Linked DNA regions of Mus musculus: regions 2 and 3 are each linked to region 1. A link is a loop called in an ENCODE intact Hi-C map of the cell type or tissue named here. Cell type or tissue: heart. All regions are shown on one strand.

Region 1 (8,000 bases):
ATGGAGGCTAGGTTATATACCAAAATATTAATAATGGTGGTAAGCTCTGCATGATTAATTTATTGAAAATATTTGCTATTTTTGCTTCTCTAAGTTTTCTAACATGAAAACATTTTTACTTTTGCAATATGGCAAAAATTAACTGGAAAGAAGTACATGATGTCCAGTGAATTAAAATCCTGAAAACAAAGATGTTCTTTGGCAAAAACAAAAAAGAAATCCTTTTAGCTTGTTTACAGAGTCAGAGATACAATACACAGATGTGCGCCTCGCTTCCCGGACACTCCCTGAGTTCACATGTGGTTTTTCCACAAGTTCATGAGAAACTTGGAAACGTATTAGTTACCAACACAAACACCACACACACACACACACACACACACACACACACACACACACAGGGAGGGAGGGAGGGAGGGAGGGAGAGAGAGAGAGGCAAGGCAAACTGAGAAATCACAGATATGTAGGAAGAGTCCCTTCCCATCATTCCTTGCTTAAACAGACCAGAATTAAACATGTCCTCATAACTGCAGTAAGCTTTAAAAGTGACTTACATACTTTATTAAGGGGAGTTCTGGAAAGATTCAAATAATACAATGTTCTGTTTTTCTGAAAGGTCTTCAAAAATATTTTATTAGGCAGCCGCTTGGCTTCAGTTGAGTAGACCATTGTAACATTGCAATGTATTTTCTAAATGTTTTGTTAACTGTGGTGAGACCTAACCACTTGCCTTAACCATTTTTTAATGTCACTTCCTCAAAATAAAGAGTTGGATATTTTTTTTTCTAACTTCTTTTTACCGATTAAACTTTCACAGGAGAATCTAGATCCTTCTAAAATTCATTTTCACTAATCATCTATAAACAGGGAAACCAGTATATGGACCTTCTAATGGGAATAAACAGGCTTGTATGGCCCCAAGAGGCCAAGAATATAAGAAATACATGCACTGAAATAACTGTGCCTTCGATCAATTGTCAGGTCCACTGTCCCCTTAGATGAAATATATTAAGCATACAGCTTAACTCTTCTCTAGAGCAGTGCTTCTCAACCTTCCTAATGCTATGACACTTTAATACCGTTCCTCATGGTGTAGTGACACCCCCCACCCAACCACAAGATTAATTCATTATGCTGGGTGTGGTGGAGAGCATGCCTTCTGCATTGAATCCTAGCACTTGGGAGGCAGAGCCAAGTAGATCTCTGACTTTGAGTCGAGCCTGGCCTTCAGAGTGACGTTCTGGGACAGCAAGGCTACACAGAGAAACCCTGTCTCAAAAACTAAACCAAAACACAAATATATGTTTGTTGCTACTTCATAACTATAATTTTGCTACTGTTATGAGTCATAATGTAAATATCTGATGTGCAGGATATTGGCCATGACCCACAGGTTGAGAACCTTTGCTTTACAGCCACGTCCAATGTTTTCCCCCACCCCAAACAGAACTGAAAGGGCATTACCTCAACTTCCTGACTTCTGTCAATGACATAAGGCATTGACCACTGCATTATCACCTGCCATTTACTGATGCGAAAAAGCCTGCATTCAGGTTCTCACAGCCTCTCATTTGTCTCTCCATCGCTAATCTATCTATTTTTTGCCACTTGAATCTAAACAGCAGCAGACTGCCAGCCAGCCAGCTGGCTCAAATTCCACTTTAATCACGTTACGGTGCAGTTCGAGAATACAATATTGAATTCTATCCTTTGAGTAGGGAAATCAAACCCTACAATGCCATTCAAAGCCCCTCTCTAACATCATCTGCTGCTTCTGCTCGTGGGAACTCTCCCATCAGGCTGATGCAGCACCAACCCTCTTAATGGCTTGCGCGGGCTCTCCTCTCACCTCTTTCTTCTCAGTGCAAATCCATCCTCTAGGTGTGTTCAGCTGGAATACCAATGCAGATTTCAGCAACCATCATAACTGTAAATAAAAGACTTTTCCTTTTCAGAACTCTCATAGCGTCTGACCCACTGATGAAGCAGTAAGCCATGTGTCTCCCACCATCTAGCAACTGGACATCTATGATCTAATTTCATTAATTAGAGTCAATTCCCTCATGGACTTTGTATTTGCTTTACTTCCCACATCCCTCGGCAGGGAGATAGAAACTTGCTAAGTGCTTAAGTGATATCTGGTGAGCAATGACTCATCTGCACGTTTAGTTTGTGAACAAAGGCAAGGGATGTGTGGATGTGTGTGTGTGTGTGTGTGTGTGTGTGTGTGTGTGTGTGTGTGTGGTGTGTAACATGTGTGTCCATTAAGACCCTTTTTCAACAATACAGACATTATTTTGTGTGGGGTCCCTCAGACCGTGCCTAAGGTTTGGTGATTCCTTATGTACTGGCTGCTTTTGTGTGTCAACTTGACACAGCTGGAGTTATCACAGAGAAAGGAGCTTCAGTTGGGGAGATGCCTCTACGAAATCCAGCTGTAAGGCATTTTCTCAATTAGTGATCAAGGGGGAAAGGCCCCTGGTGGGTGGGACCATCTCTGGGCTGGTAGTCTTGGGTTCTATAAGAGAGCAGGCAAAGGAAGCCAGTAAAGAACATCCCTCCATGGCCTCTGCATCAGCTTCTGCTCTCTGACCTGCTTGAGTTCCAGTCCTGACTTCCTTGGTGATGAACAACAGTATGGAAGTGTAAGCTGGATAAACCCTTTCCTCCCCAATTTGCTTCTTGGTCATGATGTTTGTGCAGGAATAGAAACCCTGACTAAGACACCTTAGAACTCAATGGACTCCGCATACAGCTGTACTCATTGCTGAAGACACTACGGTTCCGGAATTCGCAGCAGCATCCGCTCACAGCGACACCAACATTGGATTGGGGGAGATGTGCTGTCTGACAGGGACACTTATCAGGTTTAACTAGGACTGGCTGCTTAGGCAGCTGTCTTCTCCTCAGCAGGATGCAAAGTCCAGGCTCTCAGAAGGCATTTAGCATGAACCACATAGGTGTACAAACAGTCTAAGCACTGTAAGGCATGCTTGTCATCCAGGCAAGAAGATCAGGACACTCATCAAGGTCACTCTTGACATCAGGCCTTCCTAGGATGACAGTCACGAGCCCGCTTTAACCCTTTTACGCAGAAGTCTTTTCATATCGCTATGGGAGAAATGTTAGTCTCAACCACTTACAACTCAAAACGGTCCCCTAGAATAATTTTCTATATTAAAATTTAGCAGCCAGAGATGATCTATTCTTTAGATTGGTACCTGCTACTCAGGCTACACAATTTTGATTATTTCAGGTTTTCTATTTCTCCCTGTAAAGGAAGGTATGTTCTTTTTATTGAAGTGTGTGTATGCACACACACGTGTGTTTTAAGGCTGCCTCATGTACTCTAGGCTAGCATCCTTCTGCTTCTACATTAAGTTCTGAGACTGAGATCTGCACCACTGTACCTGGCACACTTTGGTAGGATAAAGGAATTGGTAGAAAAATCTAAGCAAACGTCTTCATCACCAAATGCCAAAATACATTCAATGTTTCAGGCACACTGTCTGAGGAAACCCTCAAGATGGCCTTAAATCACTGGCTGAGTTTTCCAAATTTTAGCTGTGAATGCCTAAGTAAACCCACGCAGGGTCATCACGGTGGGACTGAGGTTTGCTAAGCCCTGGTTAGGGCACTATTAACCTCAATTCTCTTCATAAATCCAGATTTTAGTTGGAGGAAAGGTTTGTTTAACACAAGCAACCTGACTTTTATTTTTTCCTGTGTGGAGAAATCAATTATAGCCCTCATACCTTAACTTATTAGGCAGCTGCCGACTCAGAAACTCCTCAACAGCACACACCTTTTTTCTCTGTCTGACATCACGCTGTCTGAAGTTAGACTTGGGCCAGAAACTTGGCATCACGCGATCAGACAGGAGGGGGTCTTGGGAAGGTATGCTTCCTAAGACTCAATTCACTTACTAGCATAGTAAAACTCTCCACCTCATAGCCCTACCTAGAGTAATCAATATGTTTAAACGGCCCAGTGGACATGTGTACTGGGAGTGAGGTGTGTGTGGGGGGGAAATGGTCAGACTTGTGACTGACTGACTTGTGAGGCAAATCAACACTCCATGCAGAAAAGGAGGTAGAAAAGAAAGAAGGTAGGTAGGCCCATGTTCTGACCACCAGGTGGCACCATTGAGGCAGAGGCTTACGTCTATCTGTTCCAACTTGGGGGAGGGGGAAAAGAACCCTCCAGGAAAACTTTGTCTAGGCCTCAGAGTAAGGCTGTCACTTGACCCCCGCATGGTGTTCAGGATTTCCATTGCAAGAGCTAGGAAGTTTTACACACATACACACGCGCGCGCGCGCGCGCGCGCGCGCGTGTGTGTGTGTGTATGTATGTATGCATGTAGTTTTTTCCTCTCCACAGTTCATTGTTCTCTGACAGCAGTGTTAAAATGGTTGTATAATCAATTAGCTGAATGTCTACAGGTTTGTCATCACAGTTAAATATTGAAAATTATCCTCAGTGGATTTTTAAAAATAAATTTGAGGATCAATAGTGCCGCGTACATCTGTTCATTTAGGCAATTTGGCGTTTCCTGGCTTCCACGGGATTCATTATTGCCAGAGAGGGCAGTTTTCTGGCTTCCGTCCCACAACCCATTGACATTTTTTCCTTTACATTATTAATGGAACAGCAGATAAAAAGAATATTTTTTAGGGTAAAAATGAAGTTTACGTAGACAAAACATATATTGACGACTAGCCCCTTCTCCTTGACTTTAAGAACTTAAAAGTTCATTCCAAAACTTCTTTCATGTATCTTGTTTTTCTGTAGAGAAAAATATCTAAGAGCAAATCTATCAATGTGTAACCTGCCCTTAAATTACTCAAGGAATCCTGCCATACATGGCTGCGTTCTGTCACCTGCTGTCAGATTCTTTCCCAGTGTCTAGGTGCTCATTTTAAAAGGACATGGAGGATAAGGTCTGGGCTCTCTTGATTCTAAGTCTTTCACTGAGACCCACTAGTGGCCACTTGAAGATGGGTAATTGAGAATATAAGCACATTAACTGGAGACATAGCTCTAAGGCAAGCCAAAGACTACATAGTCTCGTCTGCCAGGAACGCTTGACTCAAGACAAGCCCGACCAGGCGTATCCCAAGCTCTATCGTGGCCACCCTAAGTCCCAGTAAAGTCTCAGTAATTACGTCAACCACAGGCGGTTCCGAGTGGGAGCTCTTGGACTGTAACAGTTTGGGTCATTTTCGCTTCTCTAAGGTTTACGGTCTACTTTGGATTTTGCAAATATGGGAAATGTCTTTGGACAAACCAGAAGCATCCTTTCTGTGTCTCCACCGTTCCTGAAGAACTGGGGGGAAAGCAGACTCAGGGGCCACCTGAAGATAGGCGCGCGGGACAACCAGCCCAGCCCACTGCGAAGCACTTGGTGCCGTTTGTTCGATGCTCTGGCTGATTTCAGACTCGTCTCTGGAGGACGATGAGCTCACCGAGCTGGCAGCTCGACAGAGCAAAGGGGCCAAGCATAGAAAGGGATGCTGGCCGTGCAAGAAGCCCCTGCCTGCGGGCAGCCGCGGGAGAGCAGCTCCCGAGGCTCCTTACCTGGAGGACTCGGCGGTGAAGCTGCCGCCGTCCAGCAGCCGCATCTTGCAGAAGAGGACCCCGTTGACGAAGGGCACCGAGGAGAGCTCCTCGAGCTCGAAGTCCACCTTAAACTTAAACTTCTTCTTCTTCATCATCGTGAGGGCCAGGCGCCGGCGAGCGGGCTGCGCGGACGGGCGCCGCCGCCTCAGCTCGGCCGAGCCTCGGATCCGCCCAGCCCCATGGCCCGGGCCGCGAGCGGCGCGTGGGGGCGCAGCCGGGGGGCGCCGCGAGTCGGCGGGAGCCGGGGCCGCCTGTCGCGGCAGCCCGGGCCTGAGAGCACCGGCGGCTGCAGCGCGGACCCCGGCCGCCCGCGAGGAGCGGTCGCCTTGCAGCTCGCCCGGGGAGTGGGCGCCCTTTCCGTACCGCCGCCGCCGCCCGTCTGATCGCGAGCAGAGAGAGAGGCGCCGCTAGGAGAACGGTCGCTGCCGCCTCCCTGCCCGGGGCGCCCCCAGCGGCCGCAGCCGGAAGCGCACCCAGCGCGGAAGCGGGCGGTCCGCGGAGGGCGGAGGAGCTCCGGGCGGGCGCGCGCCCCGCCGGGGAAGCTGGGCAAGCTAACACGCGACAGCAGCGAGCTCGGCACGCCTCCCCGGGGTTAAAAAAAGACAAACCCAGCCGAAAAAGCTTCCTTGTGCAGCTTCCTCTGCGCCTTTCCTTTCTGGGTTTGCACCGCCCCCCTTTCTTCCCCTCCCCCTCCAGTGATTTCACGGCCTCTGGGTTTGAAGATAAATAGAGACAAATAGAATCCCAAACCTAAAAATCTTCTGTAGGGTCTCTAAACCCCACTAGCTCTTAAACATTAGATGAAAGTCAGCTAGGAGAAAGGAAAAGATTAAAATTTGCTGTGGCCACACCAAGTGCCCAAGCAAGGGGCTGTGCCTTGTGTTTCCCGTCATTGATGGCTTGTTTATTTAATTTCTGTCACCCAGGAAAGAAAAAGGACCAGAGGAGTTAAAATACTTTCCCCTTTAAAATCTGTACATACTGTGAACACATGAAGTCAGATTCTAAAGGCATACTTAAAAAATTCTTTTTAGATGAATATCAATTGTCCCCCCCCCCCCCACACAGTATCTACTGTTAAAACGTATGTTATCAATTTAATTGCGTACTGTTTTTGAGGGGTGGTGGTGTTTTTAGGTACTGTTGTTTGGTTTGGTTTGTAGTCAAGGTCTCTAGCTCAGGCTGGCTTCAAACTCCCCATGTAATCAAGGATGATGTTGAACTTGTGATCCCCATGTCAGGGTGATAGGGATGTGCCGCCATGTCATGTTTATGCAGTTCTAGGAATCGAACCCAGGACTTTCATGCATGCTAGCAAGCTACCTCACAACTGAGCTACATCCCCAGCCTGGCATCTGGCCTTTTTAATTTTTGAAAAGGTGTAGTTCAAAAGAATCCTCTTTGTAGATCATTCCTTTACGTTTTTTAAAAATTCAATTGATGTGTCTGGGTCTCTTGCCTGTGTTACAGGCCTGTGAACTACATGTGTGTCTGGTAATTGCAAAGACCATAAAGTGTGTCTGATACTCTTAAACGGGACAGTCGTGAGCTGCCCTGTGGATTTGAGAAGTGAACCAAGTCCCTTTGGAGCTGCTGGGCCATCTCTCCAGCCCATTTATTTATTTATTCATATAAAATATTTTAATTGCCTAAACCACCAGTTACTGGCTAGATAGATTCCATGACCAAAACCCAAAACCTGCTTGTAATAATTTTAAAGTCCTGGCCTGGCCAAGATGGATCAGTGTTAAAGGAACTTGCAGGACATGAGTTTCATCCCTGGAATTCACATGGCAGAAAGAAGCAACTAGCTAATCCCGCAGATTGGCCTCTGACCTCCATCCATAGGTTCACTGTAAGGCATGCACACCTACAAATACACTTGCATTATATAAATAAATAAATAAATAAATGTATTTTTTTAGACCTTTTAAAGACAAAACTGGACTGCAGAGAAATGTCGGTGGGTAAAGAGCCTCAGTGCAAGCCGGACCTCAGGAGCGTCCACAGTGTGACTTCAATCCTGAGAAGCCATGGAAAAGTGGAAAGAGAACCAGCTTCACAAAGTTGTCCTCTGAGGCCCGAACACCACCATGGCATGCATGCTTTCACACACACACACACACCCACACACACACACACACACACACACACACACACATACACACACCTCTCACACCCCGCACAAGAATAACACTACATAACAATTTAAAAAAGGCAAAACCTAAGACAGAAAAAAGTCCTAAATTTAAACGAAGTACAACTTGGAATAAGAAGTGATGAACTGAATGAATAAAGTGATGGCTTTATGGATTTTACCTAGGATTTGGGAGAAAGTAGGAGGTGTTCCAGGTGAAGAAGTAGGAGAAATAAAGATTCAG
Region 2 (8,000 bases), 47 kb before region 1:
GGATCCAGATTAGATATCTGGACCCGGAAAGCTGTCTTAGAGATATGTGATAGTCTATACTCTGGCTTCAAACAGCTAAATTCTGTCTGACACAGTAAAGAAGGAAACGGTCTCTGGTCAAAGAGGCTGAAATAGGAAATGGACGCTACTCAGCTGCTCAGACGTCTGTCCATTAGCACAGCACGGTAAGTGTCAGTTCACAGAAGTCTGGCTGTGATACAATGCTATCTTTCTGACCAGCTAACAGTTTGCGTCTGTTCTGACCGCCAGACGAGCAAGTCTTAGTACTGAATGGATTATGAAACAGCTCTTCTCGTAGCTTGCCTATAGATTTTTACAGACTGATTATTACGCTTAGACAGTGGCACTGGGGTTTTGTGACTCATCTAGTATTAATGACTAGAATAATAGACCCTGCACCATCACAGCCTTCCTTCTGGCCACCTGCTGCCGACTTGGATGCATTTGCCATTTGACTTAAGTCTGAAATGCTCAGAATTATAAAGTATTTAAAATGTTTAAGCTATAGCATAATATTTCCCCAAAGCATGAGCCTCCTCTCTTCCTGCCAACTGCTGCATAAAAGGAGTTAATACGCTTAGTACAATGCCGGAGGTAACAGGACATGGAGGACTTACTTCATAGGAATTACAACTATCTTGATAGAATTTATAGGGTTTAAACTGACCTCAAGTCCTGTCTCTTAAATATAAAATTTAAAAACAGAGCCCAGACCTATTGAGCACCCCCAACTTAGATATGTACGCTGGAGTACTAAAATCACCCTCAGATGTGTCCAGTACGGTTTTTCTCCGGGTGCTTCAGAAGCGCAAGCAGACCTTTCGTTCTGGGTGCTGAGGCAGGCCAGGTCTTCACTGCCCCGCCCTCCATCCGTTCACATGCTCCCCCAGTGGGTGAGTAGGTGGGAAAGGATGGTACAGGATGCTTTAAGAATGAGTCAGCTCTGCCTCCCTCCTCGCAGATGAACTTCACTTTGAAAACAGGCTCTGTGTTTTTCTTACATGCTTGACTAACACACCTTGAAACACCTGTTGTCCACACAGGGAAGCTTCCGCCCGCTGCTGGCTTCGCTCCTAGCGTTTGATCACAACCTGTTCATAGGCTCCAGATCCTACCCTGAAACGGTAGTGAGAGGAAAACCTTCAGTTGAACTGCAGAGGCGGCAACCTCCAGAGAACTCTCCTCCCAGGCACGCCTGCTGGTTTCCTTTCCCCCTTTTGAGACATGGTTTCTCTGTGTAGTTCTGGCTGTCTTGGAAAGCCAGTCTGGCCTAGGCTTTCTGGGATTAAAGGCTGTGCTACCGCCACCCAATCCTAAAATCAGTGTCAGTCAGGGCAGTACATAGGATTTCCCTGGAGAGCGATGAGAGGCTTAATAATACTGTAGGTCTTAATATATCTTTTTAGAAAGGGAAAAGCCCTTTTCACTCTCTCTCTCCTCTCCTTCCCCCCTTTCAGATAGGGTTTCAGGTAGCCTAGGCTGGTCTACACCTCTCTGGCTTTGGGGTCCAGTTCTTCCTGCCTCCACCTCCCATGTGCTGGGATTATGAGTGATGACAGGACTCAAGATTTCCTTTGGTCAACACACAGATGGCTTGATATGTGGCCAGTATTGTGAACTACACATGTGTGACGTAGTTCAAAAGGGAAAGTACTCTTGGTTGATGTCCCCCACTCCCCAATCTCTTCTCTTCTTTATAATTTAGCTGGGGACAGGGAACCTTGCTGGAGACTGTCTTCTCAACTCCCCTATAGGTGGGTGTGGCCATGTGACTAATTTTCCCACGTAAAACACAAAGAGATATATTGACGTCCATATCTCTAGTGTATAAGAAACCCTTGTCCGGGGTTGGCAGCTACACCAGCAGTTCAGGCCAGTGAAAGAATAAGATGGCAGTATGTAAGTTTTGGGGATAGAGTTGAATAGTTAGCTGGCCATTGCATTCTTGGGTTTCTGCATCACAGCTCTGTAATATGCTGGGTATGAACTGGCCAGATACATATGTATCCGACATTAATGGGAGGGGAGGCCCCTGGTTCTGTGGTGGTTTGATGCTCCAGGGTAGGAGGATGCTGGAGTGGTGGGGCGGGAGTGGGTGGGGGTTGGGGGAGCATTCTCATAGAGGCAAAGGGGAGGGGGGAGGGGGGAACGGGATTGGGGGATTATGGAGGGGTAATCAGGAAGGGGGGATATCATTTGAGATGTAAACAAATGGAATGATTAATAAAAATAAAGTAAAATAAAATTTACAAGATAAAAATTGAGACAAGAAAAAACAGAAAGAAAGGAAGAAAATGAAATATACTAACAGAATGATGGAGTATACTAAATAACTTGCAGGCTTTGTGAAAAAAGCCATTCTGAGACAGCCTATTTAGGTAATGGTCTCACCAACAGGAGATCTTCTGCTGCTGCTGTTATAACTGATGACTTAGGACTGTGGTTCTGTGCCATCAAGGAAGGAGCATGCTTCTCCCTGCTACTGTTTCTTGGTCTGGCAGAATAAAGGTTCTCACTATGTCTTTTAGACAGCAGCTAGTTTTACGTTTCGAAAGGGTCATAGTTCTATCCTTTCCCCAAAGCATCCTGGGTGATCAGGAGAACTTCAATATTGGCGCTGCATGGAGGTGAAGGTCTTACTGTAAAAGTTATCTGCAAGCCGGGCGTGGTGACGCACGCCTTTAATCCCAGCATTTGGGAGGCAGGGGCAGGCGGATTTCTGAGTTTGAGGCCAGCCTGGTCTACAAAGTGAGTTCCAGGACAGCCAGGGCTACACAGAGAAACCCTGTCTCGAAAAACCAAAAAAAAAAAAAAAAAAAGTTATCCGCAGGTCGCCGTTTCCTCATTTGTTGAGGTATCAGAAACCCCTCCCCTACATCGGCTGTTTTGCCTGGAGTGCATAGTTTAGTAATCCTGGAGACTACTATGTCTGGTTTTACCCCTTAATGACCTTTTCTGAGGTGTTTATGTTTATGGTATATCTTTATCTCTAGGTATAACACGATTATCCCGTTCCTACAGTTGGTGAATTGATGAACCCATGAGCTTCATCTGTAGTCATGGCAACGAAATAAACCAATAGTGACAGCAAGGTCTACAGAAATGGAAACAGGGTTGGGCTTTTAATTCCCACTTGTAGAAAGCACGAGGGGAGGACCACCGGACTCTCGCCCACCATTCCCTCCTCTCACCCACCATTCCCTCCTGCATGTGCTCCTGGAAGATGCTAGGGTGTATGGGGGTGGAGGGTTAACTGACATTAGGTCTCTATAAAGTTGTCAACCATGACTCAGCAGGATTTCTTGGTGACTCGGCTGTTTTGTAAAGCCCAGGCCGCTCACCGGTTCATCAGGTCACCGGTTATCGGTTACTTTGGTCTGTTGGTGGTGCTTTATCTTAGCTCATAGGAACTAAGAATTGGCATTCGAACATCAGAATACCGGAAGGAAGCATGTGTGTGTGGGAAATAATGGATGGAGAAGTCTCAAATCTGATGAAATGTATCTGTACGGGCATCCAAGAAGTTCAGTGAAACCCAAACAGAATAAGGACAGAGAAACACACCCAGTCACAGTACATGCCAACTTCTAAGAAACCAGCCACTAGGGGGAGATCTTGTTCGGTGTGCTGGCTCATGCCTTGAGTCCCAGTACTCAGGAGGCAGAGGCAGGTGGGTTTCTGAGTTTGAGGATAGCCTGGTGTACATAGAGAGCTCTAGACACGTCAGAGCTATACACTGTGACCCTCAACAGAAAAAAACCTTAAAAAACACCTAGATAGCAGCTGGAAAGATGGCTCAGGAGTTTAAGAGTCATTCCCGATTTTCCTGAGGACCCGAGTTTAGTTTCCAGCATTTATATCGGGTGTCTCACAACTGTAACTCGGCTCCTGGATAGCCAACGCTCTCTCTTCTGGCCTCTGTTTGTGCACCCCACCACTCCCACCCTGTAAACCTTTAAAACAGCCGTATATAAAAACTATATTAAAAATGGAAATGGAAACAGCCTTCTTGTTTTTTTTTTTTTAAAGAAAGAAATGTTCTTAAGGTCAAGCAGCCTCTGCTGCTGAGTGGGCGCACGGCTGGCTCGCAGAGGTAGGGCCACTGGCTGGAAATGTTTGCTTTGTTCTGTCTAAAATATTAGGCTACAAATTCTGTTCTAAAAATTCTTTTTTTATGTTCCAATGGCCAGGCGCTCTATTTGTCTAACAGAGTCTAGAAATATAAATAAAGTAACTAACATAAGATATAATGTTGAAGACATCCAGGAAAGAATATTCCAGTCACAACCAGCTCCTCTCATGGAGGTACAGCATGCGTGTTACTTTAGCCTCAACATAATGACAACTGCAGCCCTCATCCTTTACTTATTCCTTTTTCTCAGAGCCGAGGCTAGCCTGGGACTCTTCAGACTATGTAGCAGAGGATAGCCCTGAACTCATGAACGTCCTGCTCTTATTTCCCAGGCGCCGGGATTATAGGAGGGAGCTACCGTGTTCTGTTCCCTCTCGAGACTGAAGTGAGGGCTTCGTATTGCTAAGCGAGCCTCCTGGCAACACTCCCTCTCCCCGTGAAGTAGGCTGTTCATGTTTCAGCCCAGTGACCGGGTGCATGACATACCTGTTTGGAAGGTGGTGGCTGCCAAAGGTTGTACTTCCCCCAGGTCCCACGAACAACCTCAGCCCTTCTTCTGCAACACATAATTGGAAAGTTTGCTAAGCGCACAGTTGCCAGACCACTCTCAAATAATACGCATATTGTAGTGACCCGAATTTTACATTCATTAAGTGTATCAGAGTTTATAAGAGACAATTGCAAAGCCAGCCTAACTAACAGTTCTTTCTCACCGACCTCCCCAAAGCTCTTTTCCTTTTAATGGTTAATGACAGCTCTTTCTACAATTTTTCAGGAGGTTTAATTATTTCTATTTCCAGCCAGTTATACAACAAAACAGTCAACTGTTAAGTGTTCTCTGTTCTCACCAGCATGAGTAATTGCACCTTTCAAGTCGGTGGCAGATAAAATTTCAGTTTCTGTGGAAATTGCTGGGAGAGACTGCACAATTCTATTCACGACTGGTTTCAAGACCACCACGCTGCAAACCCCCACCCCCCCATGGGTCATGGAGCCAGCACTCGTGAAATGCATGGACAGGAAAGCTTTCTTTAAAATTGATCTCTGCTTCTCTGGACCCATACCATTTCTAGGGGTTGAACCCAGGGCCTCATACATTCTGGGAATTTGCTGTACTACTGAACTACACCACCTCCAATTGACTCCTTCACTGAGGTTCGCTCTTTTTCCAGGATCACCAGCCTTTGTCAGAGACAAGCTACAAAACTACCATTGCTTTTGTGGACATGGAATTGCGTTCACCCGTCTGCAGCAGTAGCCCAACCACATGGCCCTACAGTGGTGGGCCACAGCGCCTGTATGCACATCCGTTCTTCGCATACCTTCTGCACTGGAGTCGAGGCTGAAGTCCTGACTCTGTAGGATTTTCTCCACGATGTCATCAGCATCCACTCTGGTGTCATCAACCCGCTTCAGCTGCGACTCAACAGAATCTTGCTTCACTGGACATCTGTGAAGAGAGCCACAGCTGAGTCTCCTCCTTTTGTATTGATGATGTCATGAGAATAAAGATGCTTTGTAACATAACAACATCACGTGGGAGGGTAACGGCATCACATGGGAGGGTAATGGCATCATGGGGGAGGGTAACGGCATCACGGGGGAGGGTAATGACATCACGGGGGAGGGTAATGACATCACGTGGGAGGATAACGGCATCACGGGGGAGGGTAATGACATCATGGGGGAGGGTAATGACATCACGTGGGAGGGTACCTGGCGAGTTTCTCGGAAGCTTCCTCTTCCTTAGCGGTGGTGGTGGTGGCGGTGGCGGCAGCAGCGGTGGGGTCTGGACTTGGTTCAGCTGTGATTGGCTCAGTCTCGTCACATGGCTCGAGAATGCTTTCAATCCCCGTTGACGTGCTTCCCACTGAGGTATTTCTCCTGTGGCAGAACTCGGAGAAACTGGATGACCGGGAGTGACATGTGCTATAGCCTGCCAGAGGAAAAATCACTTCGGATATACTGCCAATGATCAAACACACACACACACACACACACTACAATCTAACCTTTTCTTTCTGTAGGTGTGTACAGGTTCACAGGAATGCATGCACACGTGTGTGCAGATGCACGTGGGTGGACGTGTGCACAGAGGCCAGTTGTTGATCTGGTATTCTCCTCTGTCACTGGCCATCTTGTGCTTTGAGACACTGAGCCTTGACCTTGCTGTTTTAGCTACAGTAGTCCCTGACATCCTTCTGTCTTTATCTTCCCAGCCCTTAGGTTGCAGGTATGAACTGTCCATGTCGGACTTTTATGTGAGTGATGGTGACCGAACTCAGGATCTCATGCTTGCATGGCAACCATTTTTACTGAGTCATCTACCATCTCTGAGATGTAATTTCTTTATCCCACGACAATAACCGTTCCACTATAGTAGTTCCAAGTGTATTATTGGATTTTATTTTGTCTGGAGACAGGCACTTGCTGTACAGCAAGCAGAGGCTGGCCTTGAACTTGCCATCCTTCTATCTCAGCCTCCCCATTGCTAGGATAGCAGCTGTGTGTCACCACACCTGGCTTCACATCCCTTTAGAACAGTGGTTCTCAACCTTCATAATGCTGCGACCCTTTAATACCGCTCCTCATGTTGTGGTGATCCCTAAGCATAAAGTTATTTCATTGCTACTTCATAAGTCTAATTTTGCAATTGTTATGGATCATAATGTAAATATCTGATATGCAGGAGATCTGATAATGTGACCCCTAAAGGGGTCATGACCTATTGACTGAGAGCCACTGCTTTAGAAGAACAAGGCACTGAATCCCACCGAGGGTCTACCTGATACTTTGGACTGCTGGCTTGCATAGCTTGATGTTCTAGAGTGTCCCCAGGCACCAAGTTCATCTGGAACAGAGGCACTCTTTGCTGAAAGATCTGCAATAAGTCACAACTCGGTGTTACTATTGCCAGCAAGTCAACTTGTATTCTAACTTGTAGATTTTATTACTTCGCAAATTCATAATCAAGGAAAATAAATGATAACATGATAGTCCTTCAAATTGGCACAATGAAAACAGCTACATCGCAAGAAATGAAAGAATACTTAAATATCTTAGTTCATTGGAAAATTAGGGTACTTTCATCATGTCTACTAGCAGTGTGTTTTAAAACCATTAGTTCTTTTTCCTCAACATTTCTCTAATAAATCAGGCTTATTCTTATAATTCTCAGGAAAATGCTGGACTTTGGTGTCATTTCCCTATCTATCTATCTATCTATCTATCTATCTATCTATCTATCTATCTATCTATCTATCTCTATCTATAAGACATAGTTTCATCTATCTATCTATCTATCTATCTATCTATCTATCTATCTATCTATCTATCTATCTACACAGTTCACACTCAGCTGTTACTCCAGTTCCAGGGGACCCAACACTCTCTTTTGGCCTCTACAGGCATGCACATGGTGAACAGATATATACATAGGCAAAACACCCACACACTAAAAAAGATAAGATGATAAGTAAACTTTGAAAAATAAAGTGACAAAAGGAACAGGATAGTACCTAGTTTTTGATGTACTATTTGGGAGCACAAACTGTTCCTAGTAGCTCCCTGATCACCTGCATAGTCTAGATAGCAATTACGCACTGGCGGTACCAGCCATCCTCCACAGACAACAGAGCTGTTAGTGTTTAGTATTAGTGTAAAACACTTGGAAACAAGAACTGTTGTTAACGTGGGAACTGAAGGGAAGCACTTGAGTGACAGTTACCACAGTAGCAGGTCTGTCACTGAACAGCTGCACAGCTGGGCCAGCAGATGCTGTCAAACATGCAAGCTGCAGGTCCTCTGCAAAGGCTTCTCATGTCCGGACAGACTGCAAGGGTCCCAA
Region 3 (8,000 bases), 470 kb after region 1:
GCAGAATGGCTTCTTTTATAGCTGTGAATTGACAGTTGAGTTTCTTATTCAGACTATGCTCCCAGGCCTTTGGACGGGGTGATGGAACACTGTATAGAACGTGTTTCTCACAGTCCCTCAGTCGGCGTGAGAACATTGGTGCTGTTGTTCTAGGTGTGCTTCCTTCCACCTATCTTGTAATAGGAAGCATTTAATTTTGAATGCCCTTGTGTAAATTATAGCATGGAGAATATTATACTCCTTCCTAGTCCAAAGCAATGGTTGTCAATCTGTGCGTCACAACCCCTTTAGGGGGTCAAATCACCCTTTTACAGGGATTGCTTAAGATCATCAGAAAACACAGGTATTTACATTATGATTCATAACAAAGTTAGGTTAGTAGCAAAATTACAGTTATGAGGTAGCAATGAAGTAATTCTGTAGTTGGAGATCACCACACCTATATTAAAGGGCCACCGCATTAAGGAGGTTGAGAAGCAGTGTTCTAAAGGTAGGATTCTGGGACCTGCTTGGAGCACCGTAAACAGTGTGTTGAGTCTGGCCTAGTGTGGCAAATGTCAGAGGAGTAGGAGGGTGGGCTGGAGCGGCAGAGGGTGTAGGGACCCTAGAGTGTGCTTCTCAGCAGTTGTAGCTCTTTTTAAGGGGGCTACAGTTGAACATTCAGGTGGGAGGTGGGGTTATCACAATGACTGTTGGAAATATCGTTCAACCTCTGTGGTAGCCAGGCAGAGGGTGAAGTTAATGAGAGATGAGCTAGAAGTCAAAGATAAGCTGGTAGTTATTCTAGCAGAAGAAATGAGACAGGGGGCCTTTAGCAAGGCAGAGGCGCAGGGAGTCAGGAGGGACTTGGATCGGAGGGCAGTTCACTGAACAGATTGACAAGGCTTAAACATGGGGAAGGCTTCTGGAAAAATCTTTTGATTGTCCAGCTATTGGAGGGAGGAGAGTGGGGCTTGGAGGGTCACAGAGAGAGGAGATAGGTTCTAAGGGAAGGCGCTTCTCTTTAGGAGTCAGTGGAGGTCTAGGGCCATGGCTGGCGAGGCAGTGGGCAGAACCGTAGCTGCACAGAAGCATCTCCTGAGACAAGATTGCTTCATCTTACCTGCACAACAGACTTGGGTTGCACATACGAAAGGGAGCCAAGTTACTGTTCCATGTCCACTAAGTGCGAGGTGGATGCTGAATTTGAACGAAGAAAGTCTTCCTCCCAATCTGCTTACAGACTGTGTGCCTAGGGCACACTCTTCCTAAAGGAGGTAGTTACCCTTGATAAGTTCAATTTTGGTGGTTCAAAAAGGAAAAATACTTTTTATCTGTGACTGTCCCTGAAGTCAGTACATGATGTAAATTAGACCCATTAAAGCTTTACAAACGCACCATTCTCAAGAACAATGGAAACCCGTTTCCTGTGGTTTATAATCTGGATCAGAATGGATGCTTCTCTCTCTCCTCTGGCTATTATTTCTTTGCTTGGTCCATGGAGATGAGGCCAGGAGTGGTTTTTTTTCTCCAGTGTTCAAGGAAATCTCTGAAACATGTGGCTGGAAGTGACGTTGAGCTGCAGTGTATTCTAATGGGGTAATTTACTGTGTGAAATTGGAATGGCAAAGGAAATTAATGTAATGAGTTCTTTTGATTTCCTAGGAGACTGAAGGTGAAATATATTGCTAATCTGCAACTCACCATCTGGCTGGGTTTTGAACTGGGCCTCGTTGTCAAGAATCTGGAGTTAAGGGTAGCATTTAGTTCCCTTGGCTGCCTTTAGATCACAGCTGGCCTCTCTTTCAGTGCCAGTGCTTTTGTGTGAATCTCCCAGAGCAACACCCCGAAGCCCCTGTTCCCAGTTACCTCTTTTAGACCCTGTGTTTGTCTCTATTCCATAGGGCATTCGCTCTGAGCCTGCAGGGGCCTTGATGCCACACCTGGGTCTCAGGCCACAGCTGCTCACTTGAGCTGTGGGGCTTTGACACTCTATAGCCCTTGTAAGCCACTAAGTTAATTTTGCACTCATGGACCAAACCTGAAATCCCTGATTGCCCCTGCATAGCTAACCCCTCTGCAAAAGTCACTGCTCCAGGAATTCTTATTCAAACCAGCTATTAGATCAGAGAGAGAATACTTTAGAAAAATCAGGAAGGTACATTCACAAATAGTACTTGTTTTTGGTTGCTATGCATGTTGGACCCCATGGTTTCTTTTAGCTATTTGTATTCTAGATTACTATGTCTCTCTTAACTCAAGACCATCCAAGAGCTTCGTCAGTTGCTCCTGCAGAAATGGCTTGTTGCTTCAGTTGCAAGTTACAACAGTGACACTAATGTGCCAGTAAGTAAAGAGTGCTATCTCCTGAAGAGAATAGTTTAAAAATTGGAGCTTGTCTCTATTCAGTATTGCATTTTGCTTCGTGTAATAGTTATTAAAGTGACAAACTGACTGGTCAAGTAGCTCTGGCCAATGAAGAGTCGTTGTCAAACAGAAGAAGGGGCAGGGACCTCATCTGCTGTTTTGCTGGCTTTAGGGTTGAGAATCTGGGCACCTCTTTCCCTACTGTTAACTTTTCACATGAGGCCCTTATTAACGTCTTCATTACTTGTGCTAGGCTAGCCCTTTACACATTCTTGCCTGTGTAATCCAGGATCTTCACAGTGATGTTTGTAGGGCAAATATTCCTCTTTCACTCACGGGGCCAGCAGAATAGTTTATGTCCAGTGACTCTTATGAGAATCAAAGCAGGAGAAAGCAGTTTGGGTCACCTGTCCTGACTGTTCTTTATTGCTGGAAAGCAAAGTCATTATCAGTGGAATGCCTGGCTGCGTTCTCACAAGAGTGTCTAAGTTCATGTAAGCAGTTTAAAGAACGCCCCTCTTTCTTTCTCTCCTGGACAGGTACCCACTTTACCATCCTTCCGGCAACAGAACCCGCATGTAACTGAGTGTGCGTTTGGTGAGGATGCTGAGTGCTGACTTGGTATCAGAGCGTCATAGCTACTTACTCATGGGGATAATGGCAAAATCACTAGACTCTTGATGTATGCTGGAGTGTCACACGGCATTAAGATGAATAAAGTGCATTTATGCATGATGGCACGGCTGTGATTGATGGCTAGTGACAAAGCATGACCCTGCACACTTTAGAAAAATCTTAGAAAGGTTTTAAAAACAGCTTTATAATAGTCCTCTCTATTTTTGAGGCAGGATCCTACTTCATAATCTATACTCCTTTACAACTGATTAGCTTAAAAAAAAACAACCTTGAGTTCTTTTGAGAAAAAAAAATTAGAAACTGATTTTGAAAATGTTATAGAACTGATAAGTGCCAGGACAGGACTATAGCCACCGTCTAAGAGAGGACACATGAGATTCAGGTTGGGATGGGAGCAGAACACAGAGAGAAGGCACCTTGGGCTCCAGCTGCCTTGTGGAACTCTGGTGACACTTGAGCAGAGCTGCCTGGTGCTTTGATCTCTGGTTTCCAGTTGTGCATCTGAGTGGACACTCCTTCATTACCTAGTCTGAGCCTGCTGTCCCTCCTGAGCCCGCATGGTGGTCAGCCAGGGCGCCCAAGGACATCTCACCTCTTATGGTCTCACCGTGGCTGTCTCAGAGCACTCTTGGACCATTGAGAAAATCCCTGTGTGACTGACTTTTGGCTATTGTCTGCTCCCCATGGCTTCCTGTCCCCTCTGTTCACCCTTTCACTAATGCCATTCATTAGCCCTGTTCTCTGCTCGCCTATGTTCTCACTGACCCTGTTGCTTCTGGGATGCAATCTCCAGTTTAAAGTGGTAATGAGAAGCCGTGCCTACTTCTCTCACCTTCCTCACACAGTAGGTCTAATTAATGTCAGCCCAAATAAAATCTTGACTTCTTTACACACGTGTTTCCTTTCCCGTGGGGATAGAGGATGTGGGCAGGAAAGGTTGGTCAGGACGGGGAGTCACAGTAGCTCGCTGTTGCTAAGTCCTTACTGCCTTACCCACCTTTCTGGAAACTGACGTCCACAATCTCTTGTTTTGAAGTATCCATTTAAAAATCAACATATTTCATGGAACATAGGCTTTTTAGTGTCTTTCGGTATTTTTTTTGTTGTTGTTGTTTTATTTTATTTTATAAATATTCTTGTCTGTATGCTTCAGAAGGGCAGGGAATTCATAGAGGGGATTTGAGGATCTGGCATTGATCTGTGTCTTTGTCTGTTCACAGTCTGTAAACATCGTCTTTATAGAATAGATGTTGTTCTAAAAATACCACATTGACCAAGCAGCCTTTATTTGTTTTGACTAAATTTAGTATTAGTATTAGAATGATGAAGAGAACAGACATAAAAGTGAAGGGTCTTGCAGCTACTCATTGTAAGATCACCATGCAGTCTTCCCACCCTTCTGTCCCATGAATTTAGCTGTATTATCTTCTAGTATTGAATATAATAAATGACCACCATTAAATCATAGGAGTTGCTTAAACCAAATTTTCAAAGCATGATTAAAGGTAATGCTTAAAGCAGACCTAAGGTAATAGACTATCGTTTGGCTCCCTCTAGTGGTGCATGTTTACATGACAAGTCAAGCTGTATGATTTCTGTCATCTGGGTTTTCCAGCTCCAGGGGGAAAGGGACATGGGCGGGGAAAGACTGTAGTTATTCTCAGTGTTGACAGATCAAAGACAGAAAGTGAAGTATTTTGTAAATCAACAGTTGTCATACAATTATCTCCAAAGAACAAAATAAATTGCCATTAAGATGCACATTAAAGTAGCAGGAATAATATTTTATTGCTGTGTTGTTTTTCTTGCTAAGAGGGCCTAAGACCACAGCATACAACACAACCAGAAGCAGGGTGTTCTCTGGGGTTCTGTAGCACTGACTCATCCCAATGGTGTGTGTCTCAAACCCTACTTTAGCCAGAGGTCTGAGGACTACTTATTCCAGATGTTTTTAAAAAACTAGACTTTTCACTTAGAAACACATAATTTTGGCATCTTCAAATATCAGTAATTTTTATTTCCTAGTGTTTCAGCAGGAGGTTAGGGTTAAACCGCAGAGTTTTGGAGCCACTAGCTTTGCTCCCCTGGTCTCCAGGTCGCTTGCTTCACTTTACCCCTAGGAACCATTAAAAGCATCCCCTCTGTCCTTATGCTCTTGTTAAAAATGATGAAGCCGTGTTTGGTTTATTTTTAAGTTAACAAGTCTATATACATGTCATGTAGAACATGCTGTTTTGAGCTAACTGTGCACTGTGGAGTGTTTAGACAGAACCGACTGATGTGTGTCTACTCTACTTCATTTTTTTTAATGCTACCATGCCACGCCTATTCTTTTCACAATTTTCAAGAATCCAAGAATTCACAGGAGATTGCTATTTATAGTCAATATGTAATTACAATTTCCCATGTAGTTAATTTTATTTTCTATAATAAAACTTCACAAACATTTGATGGACATTCTCACCCCACCCCCGCCAATAACTTAACGCGGAAGTTAATTAGCTGTTCTTATTTATGTTTTATAGAGGTGGGTTCACCTGAGTGAACAAGGCTCCCAATGGGCTCCCTCCTGAGCCAGGAGTTTGGAGACCCCATTTATGGGACTGGTACCCCGCAGAGGCTCATTTGAGGGATGGAGATCCTTGCTCACGCTTCTGTCCTGGGGCTGAGGCTTTTTAGAGGACACTACCTCAATCCAGACAGATGCATCTTCCCCCATTGCCGTTCTTACTCAAAAAGAATCACATAGCAGATCCTCCTTTGCTGCGCTTGATTTTGAGAGTTTGAGCCATCATGTTTATCATTAAAAAAATGCAGTTAATGAGAAAATGAATTCTGGATCTAGATGGTTTCCTCAGTGAGTTTCTGCCAAACGATTGAAATGAAAGAGGAGTGAGATTACTAAATACAGATGCTAAAACTGTCAGCAGAGCACGCTTGGACTTAGGTACTGAAATACATAATCGAAAGTAATTTAGAGCAGAAAAGTTCTTGAAAGCACTAAGCAATTTCTTTTAGTGATTATAAAGAATTGCTACCTTTGAACCATTTATTTCACATGTACTGTGTTATTTCATCCTTACAATAATCTAATGATCATTAGCTATTCTTTGAAGACCTATCTAGAGGAAGAAGCCAACACTAGCGAGTTTAGGCAGTTGCTTAGAATTAGCTGGCTAATGAATGTGAAACCCGGATTTGATCTTGCGTGATCAGGCTAAGAACTGGCACGCTCAACCATTTTGCTGCTCAGTGATGCCTGCTGAGCTGTGGAAATATGTGATATCTGTGTGGCCCAAAACGTGACAGAAACGGTGATGACTGAGTGCCTAGAGCCAGGCCAGGTCAGCCATGGAAATACAATGTATGAGTTTTTTTTTTTTTTTAATTTTATTAGGTATTTTCTTCATTTACATTTCCAATGCTATCCCAAAAGTCCCCCATACCCCCCCCCACTTCCCTACCCACCCACTCCCACTTCTTAGTCCTGGCGTTCCCCTGTACTGAGGCATATAAAGTTTGCATGACCAATGGGCCTTTCTTTCCAGTGATAGCCAACTAGGCCATCTTTTGATACATATGCAGCTAGAGACACAAGCTCCGGGGGTACTGGTTAGTTCATATTGTTGTTCCACCTATAGGGTTGCAGTTCCCTTTAGCTCCTTGGGTACTTTCTCTAGCTCCTCCATTGGGAGCCCTGTGATCCATCCAATAGCTGACTGTGAGCATTCACTTCTGTGTTTGCTAGGCCCCAGCATAGTCTCCCAAGAGACAGCTATATCAGGGTCCTTTCAGCAAAATCTTGCTAGTGTATGCAATGGCTGATTATGGGATGGATCCCCGGATATGGCAGTCTCTAGATGGTCCATCTTTTCGTCTCAGCTCCAAACTTTGTCTCTGTAACTCCTTCTATGGGTGTTTTGTTCCCAATTCTAAGAAGGGGCAAAGTGTCCACACTTTGGTCTTTGTTCTTCCCAAGCTTCATGTGTTTCGCAAATTGTATCTTATATCTTGGGTATTCTAAGTTTCTGAGCTAATATCCACTTATCAGTGAGTACATATCATGTGAGTTCTTTTGTGATTGGGTTACCTCACTCAGGATGATGTCTTCCAGGTCCATCCATTTGCTTAGGAATCTCATAAATTCATTTTTTTAATAGCTGAGTAGTACTCCATTGTGTAAATTTTTTAAAAACAAATTTTAAGTTAAATAGCTTCACATATCTAGCGAGTACTAATTGAGGAATACAGATTTATTTGATTTTTAAGATATTCCAGTATAAGGTACAAAATATATGGGGTTAATGTGTTTAACTCTCCACTTTACTGGGAGGGGACTGTCACTCGCCTGTATTAGTAATCTGAATTAAGTCATAAAATTAACAGAAAAGAAACACAGGCACTGTCTGAGCTTTTAAGCTTCCCAGTCATGACTCTTCCCATTTTGCACTTTTGGAACCTATACATTTATATTTTCATCATTGTTAATATTGAATGGGAAAGCTGTTGCTTTTGAGGCAAGTGTTGAACTTTATTAAGTACAATAAACATTTTCTTCTTTTCCCCCCAGGTTATAGAAACATTATCTCGGCTATCCCGAACACCAATAGCATTGGCCACAGGAATCAGGTCAGTCTGAGCCTCTGTGTTTCCCGTCTCCCGTGTAGTTCAGTGCAATGTCATTTCCTGAATGGTTATTGTTTGCAAAGCTCTTTGTGCTTAGTACTTTAAGTGTCACATGCACATTTGAGATTTATTGAGCAATTAAGAACTTATTATTCATAGAACTGAGTGAGGCTCAACATTGTGCTCAGTTTTCTGGTGACTGTCACTGGTTATGGCTCTCTCTAAAAAATTCCTCAGCATTTCTATATGTATAATTCATTAAGATAAATGCAAATGTTTTAATACATAAATATTTAAAAATATAATGTGTTTGCTTCCTGTAGAAGAGACCAGAACAATAACTCACAACTTTTATGAGTTTAAGGAACAATCAGACAAGCATTAAATGATAG

What was found. Peaks named below come from ENCODE experiments on the same cell type or tissue, not always from the same donor. Only the 100,000 strongest peaks of a DNase experiment are listed, where the experiment ranks them.
Region 2: a loop joins it to region 1, with 2.4 times the contacts of the local background. A loop is called at or near these places in 4 of 42 quality-filtered maps.
Region 3: a loop joins it to region 1, with 2.4 times the contacts of the local background. A loop is called at or near these places in 4 of 42 quality-filtered maps.

The regions. Positions count from the first base shown.
Region 1 is chr3:109,021,608-109,029,607 of GRCm38, forward strand. Fam102b (family with sequence similarity 102, member B) reads right to left here and starts at 6,000. Exons shown (of 11, transcript NM_001163567.1): 1 at 5,578-6,000. The coding sequence starts at 5,714. In heart, CTCF peaks have their summits at 4,138 (motif pointing right) and 5,009; DNase peaks (open chromatin) are centred at 294, 4,134, 5,504, 6,114 and 1 weaker place; H3K4me3 peaks cover 2,653 bases; H3K27ac peaks cover 1,507 bases.
Region 2 is chr3:108,974,206-108,982,205 of GRCm38, forward strand. Fam102b (family with sequence similarity 102, member B) reads right to left here. Exons shown (of 11, transcript NM_001163567.1): 7 at 6,939-7,034; 8 at 5,870-6,089; 9 at 5,476-5,603; 10 at 4,640-4,709; 11 at 1-1,137. The coding sequence ends at 1,095. It also overlaps a transcript of Henmt1 not described here. Among named protein-coding and RNA genes, the nearest start is that of Gm43221, 23 kb to the right of the region's middle. In heart, a CTCF peak has its summit at 3,623 (motif pointing right); no DNase peak of the experiment used is centred here.
Region 3 is chr3:109,487,226-109,495,225 of GRCm38, forward strand. Vav3 (vav 3 oncogene) reads left to right here. Exons shown (of 27, transcript NM_020505.2): 3 at 7,553-7,611. Among named protein-coding and RNA genes, the nearest start is that of Vav3, 150 kb to the left of the region's middle. In heart, a CTCF peak has its summit at 4,542 (motif pointing left); no DNase peak of the experiment used is centred here.